2 separate regions of the Homo sapiens genome follow, and region 1 is linked to region 2. Evidence: chromatin loops called from intact Hi-C (ENCODE). Cell type or tissue: A673. All regions are shown on one strand. Links, peaks and the distances in the headings refer to the core of each region. The heading gives the core; the rest is flanking DNA. Region 1 has its middle 4.9 kb from the start of PDS5B-DT. Region 2 overlaps STARD13 (StAR related lipid transfer domain containing 13).

The links. A loop is a pair of places that touch in the nucleus more often than their neighbours do. Peaks named below come from ENCODE experiments on the same cell type or tissue, not always from the same donor. Only the 100,000 strongest peaks of a DNase experiment are listed, where the experiment ranks them.
Region 1: a loop joins it to region 2, with 3 times the contacts of the local background. A loop is called at or near these places in 3 of 110 quality-filtered maps.

The regions. Positions count from the first base shown.
Region 1 is chr13:32,578,040-32,584,962 of GRCh38, forward strand. No RefSeq gene overlaps it. Among named protein-coding and RNA genes, the nearest start is that of PDS5B-DT, 4.9 kb to the right of the region's middle. In A673, for the core only: a CTCF peak has its summit at 3,346 (motif pointing left); a DNase peak (open chromatin) is centred at 3,332.
Region 2 is chr13:33,174,597-33,181,519 of GRCh38, forward strand. The region is part of intron 1 of STARD13 (StAR related lipid transfer domain containing 13); the gene reads right to left. Among named protein-coding and RNA genes, the nearest start is that of STARD13-AS, 99 kb to the right of the region's middle. In A673, for the core only: no CTCF peak of the experiment used is centred there; DNase peaks (open chromatin) are centred at 2,985 and 3,755; H3K4me3 peaks cover 1,331 bases; H3K27ac peaks cover 2,242 bases.

The DNA of each region.
Region 1 (6,923 bases), core at 1,911-4,410, 600 kb before region 2:
GTTTGGGAACCTCTGCCTAGATTTCAGAGGATGTATGGAAGCACCTGGGTATCCAGGCAGAAGTCTGTTGCAGGGGTGGGGCCCTCATGGAGAACCTCTGCTAGGGTAGTGTGGAAGGGAAATGTGGGGTTGGAGCCCCCACACAGAGTCCCCACTGGAGAACTGCCTAGTAGAGCTGTGAGAAGAGGGCTACCATCCTCCAGACCCCAGAATGGTAGATCCACTGACAGCTTGCACCTTGTGCCTGGAAAAGCCACAGACACTCACCACCAGCCTGTGAAAGCAGCCTGGAGGGGGGCTGTACCTTGAAAATTCACAGGGGCAGAGCTGCCCAAGGCCGTGGGAGTGCACTTCTTGCATCACTGTGACCTTGATGTGAGACATGGAGTCAAAGGAGATCATTTTAAAACTTTAAAATTTAACGACTCCCTATTGAATTTTGGACTTGCATTGGGCCTATAGCCTCTTTGTTTTGGCCAGTTTCTTCCATTTGGAGCAAGCATATTTACCCAATGCCTGTACCCCCATTGTATCTAGAAAGTAACTAACTTGCTTTTGATTTTACAGGCTCATAGGCAGAAGGGACTTCCCTTGTCTCAGACAAGTCTTTGGACTTGGACTTTTGGGTTAATGCCAGAATGAGTAAAGACTTTGGTGGACTGTTGGGAAGGCATGATTGTGTTTTGAAATGTGAGGACGAGATTTAGGAAGGGCCAGGGATGGAATGATATGGTTTGGCTATGTCCCCACCCAAATCTCATCTTGAATTGTAGTTCCCATAATCCCCATGTATTGTGGGAGGGACCTGGTGAGTGATAATTCAATCATGGGGGCAGTTACCCTTTTGCTGCTGTTCTTTTGCTAGTGAGTGAGTTCTCATGAGATTTGATGTTTTCATAAGGGGCTTTTCCCCCTTTTGTTTGGCACTTCTCCTTGCTGCCACCATGTGAAGAAGGATGTGTTTATTTCCCCTTCCATAATGATTGTAAGTTTCCTGAGGCCTCCTTAACCATACCGAACTGTAAGTCAATTAAAACTCTTTCCTTTGTAAGTTAACCAGTCTCAGGTATGTCTTTATTAGCAGCATGAGAATGAACTACTACAATCACCCAGCTTCAACAATTATCAACTCATGGTAAATCTTGTTTCATATATACCCTTTTTTTATATATACCTTTTCATATATACCTTTTTTCCCTTTCTATATTATGTTGAAGTAAATCCTAGATATTATATCACTTCATTTCTTTTTTTCTAAAAAAATTATATATGCCATGTTTATCATTTGCATTTATATTTTCAAATTTATACTGAATTATAATGTTCATATAGAAAATGTGGTGCTCTCTAAACTTTCACAAACTGAGCACACTGAGTAACTAATAGCTAGATCAAGAAACAGAAGACTTTGTATTCAGTAAATTTTTCAACATACCTATTGTACTACTATTGCAAAAAACAAACAATAATTCTTTAATATCATTAAATAACCAGTGTTCAAATTTCCAAATGTCTTATAAATGTCACAATTTATTTTTTAACAGTTTATTTTTTTGACTCAGGGTCCAAATAGGTACACACATTGCAACTGACTGATTGGTTAATCTCTTTTAATATTTAGGTTTCTCCTCCATCCCTCATTTATTTCTTCCTTGGAATTTATTTGTGTGAAAAACCAAAACATGTTCCTATGTATTTCTTGTAAATTGATACTTGTATCTAGAGGCTCTTTCATATTCAGGTTAGATTTTTATGGCAAGATGACTACATAGGTGCTGGTGTATTCCTCTGTCAGTGAACATCTAATGCTTTATTCTCTCTCTTTGTGATGCCAGCAGGTACTTACGTTCAATGTCTGGATCAGTTATTTTCATTAGGGTTTTAAAAATAATAATATTCTACTTTTTACATTCCTTCTTCATTTGTTAGCTGGACTACTTCTGTTCACAGATTACTATTTGATTTTCCACTGGTACAGTCTGTACAGAGCAGGCAGGATAAATGATTGATTCTTTCCTTTATTTGTCAGTTTTAAAAATAATGAAATGGTTCATTAGCAACCTCCAACAGTGATTGTTTTTCTTTTTATTTTATTTATTTATTTATTTATTGAGACGAAGTCTCGCTCTGTCTCCAGGCTGGAGTGCAGTGGCGTGATCTCGGCTCACTGCATCCTCCACCTCCCGGGTTCAAGTAATTCTCCTACCTCAGCTTCCTGAGTAGCTGGGACTACAGGCATGTGCCATCATGCCCAGCTAATTTTTGTATTTTTTTAGTAGAGACGGGGTTTCACCATGTTGGCCAGGATGGTCTGGATCTCCTGACCTCATGATCCACCCGCCTTGGCCTCCCAAAGTGCTGGGATTACAGGCATGAGCCACCGTGCCTGGCCGAATGTTTTTAGTTTTAAGCTATATTATGAGTCATGGATTTAAATATATTTTGTGTGTTATAATTCATTATTGAACTACTCAACAATAGGGGTTCATTAAATAAGTCATAGCATAACTACACAATAAAATAGTATTACATAGCCACTAAAATAATAATATCAATGTGTATTTATTCACCAGAAAGTTATTTATGATATTTTATTTAAAACTTATTTTTAAAATATTAAATGCATGCTCATAGTATCAAAGGTATTACAGTGACAGATTTCTTTCTCACCTTTGTTCCCAAGTCACCTAGATTCCCATCTAGAAGTCCTCTACCTTTGTGTAAACTTGTATATTCTTCCAGAGATTTCTAGAGCTGATAGTTCACCTGGTATTTATTATTGTGGCTGTATTGGATGTTAAAAATAATGAAACACTTCTATAAGGTTGCTATACAGTTGGTTCCCTGAACCTACCCCTTCCTCCTTGGGCACCCAAACCCTTCCCTGCTGCCCCCAAGACCTTGCCCATCATCCATTAATTGAAGAGTTAATGCTTCACACAGCAGGCAGCATATGTGGTCCTATTCAAGCTACAGCCAGTATCTGTTGTCATTGGTCCTTGCCTGTCCTGTACAGTTGCAAGTATTTTAATATTATCCTTGGAGATTTCTATGCCTTTAGGAGCAAATTTTATATTATAAAACATTATGTTTTGTAAAACAAATCTAAATCTAAATATATGAATATAATATGTTCTGGACTGATACATATCAAAGCATTATAAGTAAATTTTTCTGGTGGCATAATTATGAGTGATCTTTTTTTCTTTTTAATCTTAACTGCAGTTCCAGATTTCTCTATAATGGGCAGATTATTTACACAGCAAAAAATTAAAGTGTATCTCTAAACCAGTTTTATTTCATAAAAAAGAATGGAGATGTCAACATTTTTCAATAGCTCCATCTGCTGGCTGCTGAATAAAGCTAATTTTAAATATCAAGTTTTAACTAAATGAGACAGCCAGAAGAAATAGAATTCCTGTGTTAGAGCAAAGTATGCTTCCTACGTATCCATGAAGAGTAAGTATTAGGAGTCAATTTACTTGGAATAAGAGGTGATACAAACTTGGTTCCATATAGAGTGAGCTACTACCCTATGCTCAAAAACAGGCTGCTTGCCTAGAACAGAAACGTGAAACTGAAAAATTGTTTTGGAGTTTTTGGCCATCTTACACTGGAATGCTGATTTTTAAATTAAAAAAAAATTTTTTTTGAGACAGAATCTTGTTCTGTTGCCCAGGCTGGAGTGCCATGGTACGATCACTGCTTACTGGAACCTCTCCTCATCTCAAGTGATCCTCTCTCCTCAGCCTCCCGAGTAGCTGGAACTACAGGTGCATGCCACCATGCCCAGCTAACTATTTATTTTTTATAGAGGGAGGTCTTGCTATGTTGCCCAGGCTTGTCTCAAACTCCTGGGCTCAAGCTATCTGTCCACCTCAGCCTCCCAAAGTGCTGGGATTGCAGGAATGAGTCACCATGCCCGGCCTGTAGATTTTTCAAATAGCGCAAAAGTAAATAACATTGATTAGTGATTGCATGTGAATATATGTGAAACATATTATATTGAAGGAATTTATACGCCTTTGCACAAATATTCAAAGCAGCAGTCTAAATTCTCCTTTGTCATTCTCCTTACTTTTCAAGTGAAATTGCTCTTGGTTCTATATCTCTTTATTATTTCCAGAAGTTGAACTGATGATAAATGCTTTCTTAAACCCAAATCTCTCTTTGGATGATAATGCAAGCTACGATATTTTGTGTAAAAATTTCTGACATCTATCTTTGGAACTCTTTAAAAAAGTTAGATGTATCAAACATATTCCAATATAGTTTCTGAAGATCTAGTTTACAGAAATTTCCCAGATGATTTTGGTATTCTTCCACTCCACTCGAGTTAAGAACAGCTGCCCTGGGACTGTAGATGAATGTGGCATCCTTTCAGGAATATTTGCATTGTAAAGAGGATCACAGGATGGGCACAGTGCCTCATGCAGGGGATTAATTGTGGAGGGAGAAATTTGAGGCACCAGGGGCTGAGTCTTGGATGAGGGTGAAGGAAAAGAGCCCGTATACCATCTTTCAGCAGTAGTGATGTCATGAATGAAGGATCAACTTCAGGGGCTTGGAGTTTATCAAAATGCCTCACCAGTTTGCCTAATGCCTAAAATATCACAAAGCTAATTTCTGTTGGGCTTAGTTTCTCCTAATGGATATGAATGGGTTAGTGTTTTTTTTTTTTTTTTTTTTGAGATGGAGTCTCGCTCGGTTGTCTAGGCTGGAGTGCAGTGGTGCGATCTCCGCTCACTGCAACCTCCCCCTACCGGGTTCAAGCAATTCTCTGCCTCAGGCTCCCAAGTAGCTGGGATTACAGGCACCTGCCACCACACCTGGCTAATTTTTGTATTTTTAGTAGAGACGGGGTTTCGCCATCTTGGCCAGGCTGGTCCTGAACTCCTGACCTCGTGATCCACCTGCCTTGGCCTCCCAAAGTGCTGGATTACAGGCGTGAGCCACCGAGCCCTGCCTAACTTTTTCAAGTAACACAACCACATTCCAACATGTTTTCTGAGAATCCAATGCCTTAACCCAATAAATTAGTCTAGTGGGAATTTCAGCACTGTTGCAGGCTAACAGGGATCATATTTTTGTCTTGACTAGCCTTTGGGACATACCTTGAATTATGCTGAACCGGTAATGTTTGTCTAGGTAGGGCCCAGTCTTATCATTTACTAATTAGCTGCCCAGTGTGCTCTACTATGTATAATATGATAAACATTTCACCATATTTTGGAAACCATGCTGTAGTGCAGCAAGGCTGTACTCAAAATGCAGTAGGGGCCATAGGGGTATATTTAGGACTGTCCAGGTTAATTGTGTGCATTCCTGATGTCTTTCAACTTGCTAACCTCTTTAACCTCAAATTTGGACTCTATTAAAAAAAGCCCAGGTAACTCAAATATGAGTGATGTGGCAGACTGAATAATGGTCCCCTTACAATATCCATGTCGTAATCCCCAAACCTTTGAATATGTTATGTTACATGGCAAAGGGGAATAAAGGTCACTAATCAATGGACCTTAAATTAGAGATTATCCAAGTGGGCCCAATATAATCACAAGAGTATTAAAAGTGGATGAGGGAGTCAGAGGAAGAGCTGCGGTGACAAAAGCAGGTCAGAGAGACGCCATGGAGCTGGCTTTGCGGATGGAGGAAGGAGGATATGAACCAAGGGATCTGGGCAGCCTCTGGAAGAAGGAAATAGTAAGAAAAGGGATTCTCCTTTGGAGCCTCCAGAAAGACACACAGCCCTGACAACACCTTGATTTTAGCCCAGCGAGATACCTGTCAAACTTCTGCACTCCAGTAAGACAATAAGTTTGTGCTCTTTTAAGCCACCAACTTTGTGATGATTTGTTATAGTGACAAAGTAAAATTAGTAGAGGTGGGAACTACATTTGTGGTTATTCATAATCAAAGACAATTCTCCTAACCATTTCTGTATAAAACCAGCATTTGGACATAATTCCCACATAATTTCTCTTTCTTGGTGTAGAAAGCATTCACAACTGAGTTTTGAATGGTTCACACTCTTAAACTGTCTTAAACAATGTTGTGTTATGTTGCTCCTAATGAATTGCAACTTGGCTATTTTTAAAAATCCCAAACACAGAAGATTATTTTTGTTCAAATATCAACTTTAGATTTTAGTTTTCCCAAACAATATTGTTTTAAATGAAGGTTTATATTACTGATTTCTGTAAAGCCACTTGCAGTCATATAAAAGTATGCCCTTTTGTTAGAAACTATGCCTCATTAAAGCTTTAGGGTTTTTCCTCTGTCTGTCCTAATGGTAATTGCCCCATTGACCCTTACAATGTAGCTATTTTGAAGGCTATCTCCTTTCTGCCCACTCTTTTCTTGGGCTTAATCCTGTGGTGTTAGCAGCCTAACGTGGGCAATATGTATTCCGGGCCTCATTGAAATTCAAGGCATCATTTTATAAGAGAGAGGGTTAATGGTGAAACTGGCAAAACTGCTCACAAAGTTGACGTGACACCTTCAGCCCTTTCAGGACTCACTGCCATATACAAGATGTAGAGTGACATTCTTAAACAATTCATACATCCAACAAAATATTTACTGAGGCTTCCAGGTGTCAAATAATGGGGATAAGAGCACTGAATAATTTATACAAAAACTCTTAGCCGGGCATGGTGGCTCACGCCTGTAATCCTAGCACTTTGGGAGGCTGAGGCAGGCAGATCACGAGGTCAGGAGATCGAGACCATCCTGGCCAACATGGTGAAACTCTGTCTCTACTAAGAATTACAAAAAATTAGCTGAGAGTGGTGGTGTGTGCCTGTAGTCCCAGCTGCTTGGGAGGCTGAGGCAGGGGAATTGCGTGAACTCAAGAGGGAGGTTGCAGCGAGCCAAGATCGCGCCACTGCACTCCAGCTTGGCGACAGATCAAGACTCCATCT
Region 2 (6,923 bases), core at 1,626-4,125:
GAGAAACAGCAGACCAGCTGCTGACATGTAATATAAGCAATAAATACACTTGTTTTATGCCACTACAACTTGAGGGGCAATTTGTTCAAGTGGCATAATCTAGCGTAAGCTAATGTAACACAGCTGCCAGCTATTCACTCTATAGATGAGGCATATGGAAGGCACTATGGACCTTTATCTCAAGCGGAAACTGTTGTTGCATGTCTGTTAGTGTGGTGTAGAGATGAACATAGTCTCAGTAATCATTTCTGCTCCGAATTCTGCTTCTCTGCCTAGAGTGCATGATCTATATGAATTCCAAAAAATGTTGTAAACAATCCTCACATGCATCCATGTGTGTGAATGTGTGCTCATATACACATTTGCACCACAGAAAATCAAAAGCTCCGTTGCAAGTGAATGAGGAAACTCATCAGAAATATATTTTCCATGCCTGTATTCCCAATAGTATTTAAAAAGAAAAAAATGTTTACAATCCCCAAACCCCAGTCAATCTGAGAGAAAAAGAAAGCAGAAAATAGATGCTCTCCCAGCCAAATAGTTTCTGACCAGATTGTTTTGACTCAAGTTTTCCATGAAGCAGAGTAGTTCTTTATTCTCCTCTTTCATTTGATACAGATTGTTCCAATCAGGCGCTTGTGGTATTTCTCAGGGAGGCTGCATGCATACATCCCCAGCTTTTTGAAGTTGTGGAGCCACTGCCTACCACTAAATCCCAAGAGATTCTTCAAGATGGAGTCAGTCAAGCAACTGAAATGCAAGGCAGGGAACACAGAGTTGACCAGACAATTAGATAGAGCATCATAATTTGCAAGCATTGGCCAAAACACCTCCATGTTGAACCACCAAGCCAGTAGAGTCTTCAGTAACCCTTCTTGGGACAAGTGCATGAGATTCTGCAGATTGTCTCTCCCTCTCTAATTCAGTTTCTCCAGCTTCTGTAGGAAAGGTGGTGAACAAGAGTCCAGGTTGCTGTCTTGATATTGGCTCTCAGAGCCGAGCTCCAACTTCCACAAAATTGGCCAAATGACCAGTATCAGAAGGGCCTGTGGGTACTCACTCTGTGTCATGCTGATGATTTCTTGCCTGGGGAAGAGCAACTGCTTTGGACAAATCCCACCACCACTAGGAAGTCAGATTTCTTAGCTTTTGACAGGTACTCTTCCATCCTACATTGCTTTAAGATTTTTCTTTTTTAAATGTTAAAAAAATGCGTGTTTTTAGGGATGCAAACTCCTCCTGTATCTTTTCAGACATTTCTGAATGTCTATGCTTGTAAGAGGTTATCTGCTGTTTGATTTGCTCAACTCTTTTTTAGCTCTTGGTACTCCAATTACCCAAGAAGATTTCATGATAGCAGGGGAAAACCTTGCCATGTAGGTGAAAGAAGGAGCACAGATTCTGTTAGGATAAAGTCACTCCAATACTTCTGCAGGCCCTTTTCAATTCCTTTGCTCCTTTTGGGGTTGACATGGCAAGATAGATACAGCTTGGCTGAAGCTTCTGACTCCCTCTGCAAGGCTTTCTGCATGTAACTTCTCAGCAACTGTCATATCTGGATCAATCAAAACTAGTTCTTGCTTAATTTAATTCCAGGAAAAGATTTCCACAGCTCAAGTATAATCCTATTATCTGAGTATACATGAAAACTTGATATTGTATGTATTTTCTTAAAAAATTCCTTGGCACTGGCTCAGAGTGTAAATAAAATATTTACTAGGATTTTTCAACGTGTCTTTGCCAGTTTTCTGGAACCCTTTCTACTTGTCTGCTGAACGTAGGCAACAGCATTGGCAGTATGAATGATTTTCTAAACATGCATCACTCATTCCAGGAATAAAGATTACATTCAAGAAATGAAATTGTTACTAGGTTTACAGCTATCGATAGATTCATTTTTCCCTATGCTCTTCAAGGTCAAAGATACTGCTGAGCTTAAAAGTCTGCTCTCTAAGGGATTTTTATTTGCAGTTTGTTAATAGATATTGACATTATATATTCCTTATAGAAGGAAATTTAAAATGAGTTCAGGTATTTGAAATAGCTTTACTTGATTTGGGATGGAAGAGATGAAGTTCTCCACTGAAGACTTAAGAAACTTAATTCCTATGCTGCAACTCCCTTTTGTCATCAGGCACAGTGATGCATCAATGACTTGTATCATGCTACAATCTAAACACACGGCATACTCAGATTAAAGTTAATTGAGGCATCCCATAAACATGCCACAAATGTAATCCAAAAGGTTAAGAAAGTTACATCAACTATAAAAATGTTTTAAAAGTTTAATATAATAGAAGTTTACAAATTCTGGAATATTTAAAATTGTATAGCAGATAACTTCAAATTTTAAAGAACTCTTTGGGCCTTTATAATTATCGTCACAAAATCTTAATTGAGGATCTTCACATTTGATGTTTAAAAACAAAGTAGGAAACAGCAGAAGTACATGCTATGTAAAGATACATCTATTTCTAAATGGAGGTCCAGGTGGCTACCTTGTCTAATATGAATAGAATTTAATTCCCTGGCTAGCTTTGAGGAATATGACAACTTTTACTAATAAAGTCAGTATGACGGTCTTGGCTAATCTGCCTGCCAAATACTCACTGAATTCAGGTATAAAAAGATCATTTTCTGTAAGAATAGATTTGAATAAGAGATAAAAGTGGCTTAAAATTCCTAAATGAAATCTGATTGTAAGAGTAGCAAAATCTAAACCTAAGATTTGAAAAACTTACACACACACAGTCAAATCAAGGCAAATGTACGAATAGAAGGAAAAAACACAAACCAAATCAGCCATTTAAAAATGCAACCAATCCTTTCATGACTAAAGTACCAGCAAATGGGCTCTATTGTAAGATTTTGGTGATGCTAGTTACACAATTCTGGCATACTGCAAGGCTGGCAAATCCGTCAAAGTCAACTCAAGGACCAGCTGAGCTGGGGATATCACTGGATTTTAGCAGCATTCATGTCAAGCCATGTGATAAACAAGAAGGCTGTCAAATGAAGGCACTATGCTTATTATTTGAAAATCAAATAAATGATTTCAATTTTCTGTTACTAAGCAAAAATATAAGCAAAAAGAAAACGAAAGTAATGGAGGAAGGGAGGAAGGAGGGAGAAAGGGAGGGAGGAAGGAAGGAAAAAAGGAAGGAAGGAAGGAAAGGAAGGAAGGAAGGAAGGAAGGAAGGAAGGAAAGGAAGGAAGGAAGGAAGGAAGGAAGGAAGGAAGGAAGGAAAGGAAGGAAGGAAGGAAGGAAGGAAGGAAGGAAAGGAAGGAAGGAAGGAAGGAAGGAAGGAAGGAAAGGAAGGAAGGAAGGAAGGAAGGAAGGAAGGAAGGAAGGAAGGAAAGGAAGGAAGGAAGGAAGGAAGGAAGGAAGGAAAGGAAGGAAGGAAGGAAGGAAGGAAAGGAAGGAAGGAAGGAAGGAAGGAAGGAAGGAAGGAAGGAAGATATTGCCATAATTCTACCACCTAGAGATTGATCAATATTTTGTTGGCATAACGTCTCTTGTTCTTTTATTATGAAGATGTGTTCATGTATCTAGGCTAAGTATACTATCTATTTTACATAATCTTTAAATAAAATTGGAATCTGCTTTTGCACTCGACAATGCATTTTGAACATCTTTTTATGTCAACAGATGTCCTTCTCAAACATTCTAGGTGGCTTGAATAACATTTCTACTGACATTACTTTAAAAAGTATCTTCTTTCATCAATTCAGGCTGCCATAATCATGGGTTAAAAATAATAAATCCAGTTCTTTGGAGGCTTTCATTCTAAATAAAGAATTTCACCAGAACGTGCATCCTGGTGAACGTATTTCAGGGACTACTTCTGGGTTGACATTTCTCATGTTATTTCACATTCTGGATTAAGACACATCTCATATGGTTTTGATTTATATTCTCAGCAGACTTCAAAAAGGAAATTCCAAATGGAAGTTTATTCATGTACCAGAACTGTGTTTAAATGATGCTACAGGGATATCTTAAACTAACAGGAGCCAGGAAATTCAAAACTAAGGTCCTGGACCGTATTCCCACCTCTTCCTTCTTGAATGTCTTAGGTATCTGGAAAGTGGAGATTTTATGTAACAGCTGTTTCACTTGTCTTTGACCTTCTGCATATGTATTTAGACAATTTCAAAGATATATTTTACTTTATGTAATAACTTGGTATTTCCTGGTTGCTGAAGTTTCAAGGTTGTACTCAAAAAACAAAACAAACTAGACCAAATAAAGAAAATCTCCACATCTTGTTTTAATGACTAAATGAATATCTGGAGTCTATGTGACTCCCAAAATTCTTCAAATAATCAAAAGCAAAACATGATCCAAATTTGTAAAACTAGCAAATTTACCAAAAGAGCAACTCTTTAAGGCAAGACTACTTTTGTACAGGGTTCATGTTATTGCTTTAAAGAGAGTTTACAATGAAGATACATTCTAATTTCATTTTGTTCTTAACCAATGGCATATCTGTTTCTGGAATAAAGCTCAAGTTTCTACTCTTATTGAATACATATACTTAGTTTTACAGATTAACTTTTTAAAAAGAACCTGTCAATGTTTTTAGAAAATACTCCTTTATTTGAGGGCATAATTGAACCAGATGGGCACAAGAGGGGTAAATACGGCATCAAGCAGTTAGAAGTGAGTCCAAAATTCTGGATACACCTCTCATTACCTGTGTGACCCTGGGTAGGTTAATTCTAGCATACCTCAGTTTCTTCATCTATAGAATGGGAATAAACAGGAGTACCTACCTCAGAGGGTTGCCGTAAAGATTAAATGATTGCATTTCTGTAAAGTACCTGGAGCACAGCATTTGCTACTATTACTAGGGCAGAGGTGCTTATGTTACTTTCCCATATTAGAAGATAGTGGTTCTGATGGATGGTCTCTGCTTCTCTTCTCTCAGCTCTCTTCATTTGGTATGCAGAAGTGGAAGGCATTTGTCTTTACTTATTTATTCAACAGACACCTGCTGGGTGCCCCTGTTGTGAAAGCCTGCTGGTAGGTGCTGAAGGTGAATGCAAGGCTGTGGGCAGTGGGTCCTACCCTGTAGGTCTCTAAACCAAGCAGGGATAGACAAAGACCCATCCAGGCACTACCACAACCAAAGAAAGCAAAAGCCCTGCAGAACAGGACACTATCCTCCGGGTCTCAGAGCAGGAGGGGGCATTTTGGATAAGATGACCAGGAAAAGCCTTGCAGTTGAGGTGAGATTCAGAAGAAGGCAGAAGAAGGTTAGCCACATGGTTCTGCCATAAACAACCCATCTTCTTCCCCCAGATGAATTAGGAGCTGAGATTCGTGTGAACTCACTGCCTTCTTGGAAGTAGAATCTCATGCTCCTCCCTCTGTGCCTGCAGGAGGTCCTTGGGGTCACATGGCACCCATCAACCTGCCTGGAGATTCTTACACGACAAGTATCTAACATGCAATTCATTTTTTGCAGTCCACAGAATGTTTCATGATACTCTTTCTGGTAAATGAAGCTGTATCTCAGGAAGCCATGCTTCACACAATGCAGTGCTCTTTAACAAGATGTAATGAGAGTCATAAATGAGATGTGACACTTTGGATATGTGACATTTGGACACATTCAGAAATATGACACCTTAGGATAATGGCAGTAAGAGCCTTCTCCTAAGAGGCTGTTACTTTTAGGATATAAACACCAGGCTGGGGAAGACAGTATTGCGATTATGGTTTACAACGTGCTTACCAGTTAATAAGTAAAATATTAGCAATCACATGCCTGATATGCGGGGATCTCAAGGGCAAAGATGTGTTAAAACATAACCAAACACTCCAGGACCTTGGGAAAGAAATCTGTATCAGACATGTGGGCTTCATTAAGGGAAATGCCTTCAGAAGATTATTTTTCCATGTTATGAGAAAAAATCTCAACAAGTAAGTAAATTGTGAGCAAGGGATATGGGCTTCCTGTGGACTAATGACTGGGAGAAGTTGTGGGTTAATGTGGAGTCCAAGGTCATTGATCTCAAGAGGTCATGAATCTCCCAGGTCGGCTTCCTAAGGTCATTCTCACTATGAGAAACATGCTAGGTGTATATTCAGGGATCTGCTTTGTGAGGAGGTGACGGGGAAAGTAATTCAAATACCTTTCAAATACTTAAATACATTTACATTTAAAAACAAAGGAAGTGTTGCTCTTATGCATATAATGGTTACAATTAATGTTCCATGACTGCTTGAATTATACCTAGTGCCAAATGGAAAATTTAGAAATCCGTCCTTGAAACTTTTGCTTCTCTAAAATAAGGAACAAGTAAATATCGACACATAATTTTTTAAAAAATTTAGATGAAGTCTATCTTGCTCAATTTAACGCATAAACCGAGAGCTCTTTACCTGGGGTTTTTAGATATAATTGAGAGGCCTGGGAAACCCTTTGTATGCAAACATTGTTGTGTGTTTTTTGTTTTTCCTGAGGTTACACAGCTTTCCTCAAATGTGTGTGTTTACTCTACCTCTAAGGTGCTCTCCCTTAGCCCAAGAAGAAGATAACACTATGCCCCTTGGAGGCCTAAGGCATATCAGCTTTGTCCTGCTCTGTCTCCCGTGGGCTATCAATTTCTGACTTTGGAATTTGGAGACATAGATATTCTATCTCTGTCTTTCACTCACACATACATACACACACACACACACACACACACATATTCATGCACATGGATTCTGTAAATATGTCTTAGGTAAAACTGCAAACATCCTTAAATAAATATGTGGATTTTGTATCCTCTTAAATTTTGACATTGCAGGTACACATTACCAGATTGGAAACCAGATTGCATCTTTACATCTCATGTTCTTAGCCTAGAGTCTTGTAAATGGCTATCATTTAGTATGTTGACTGAATGGGTGAATGACTATAAGAGAAAAA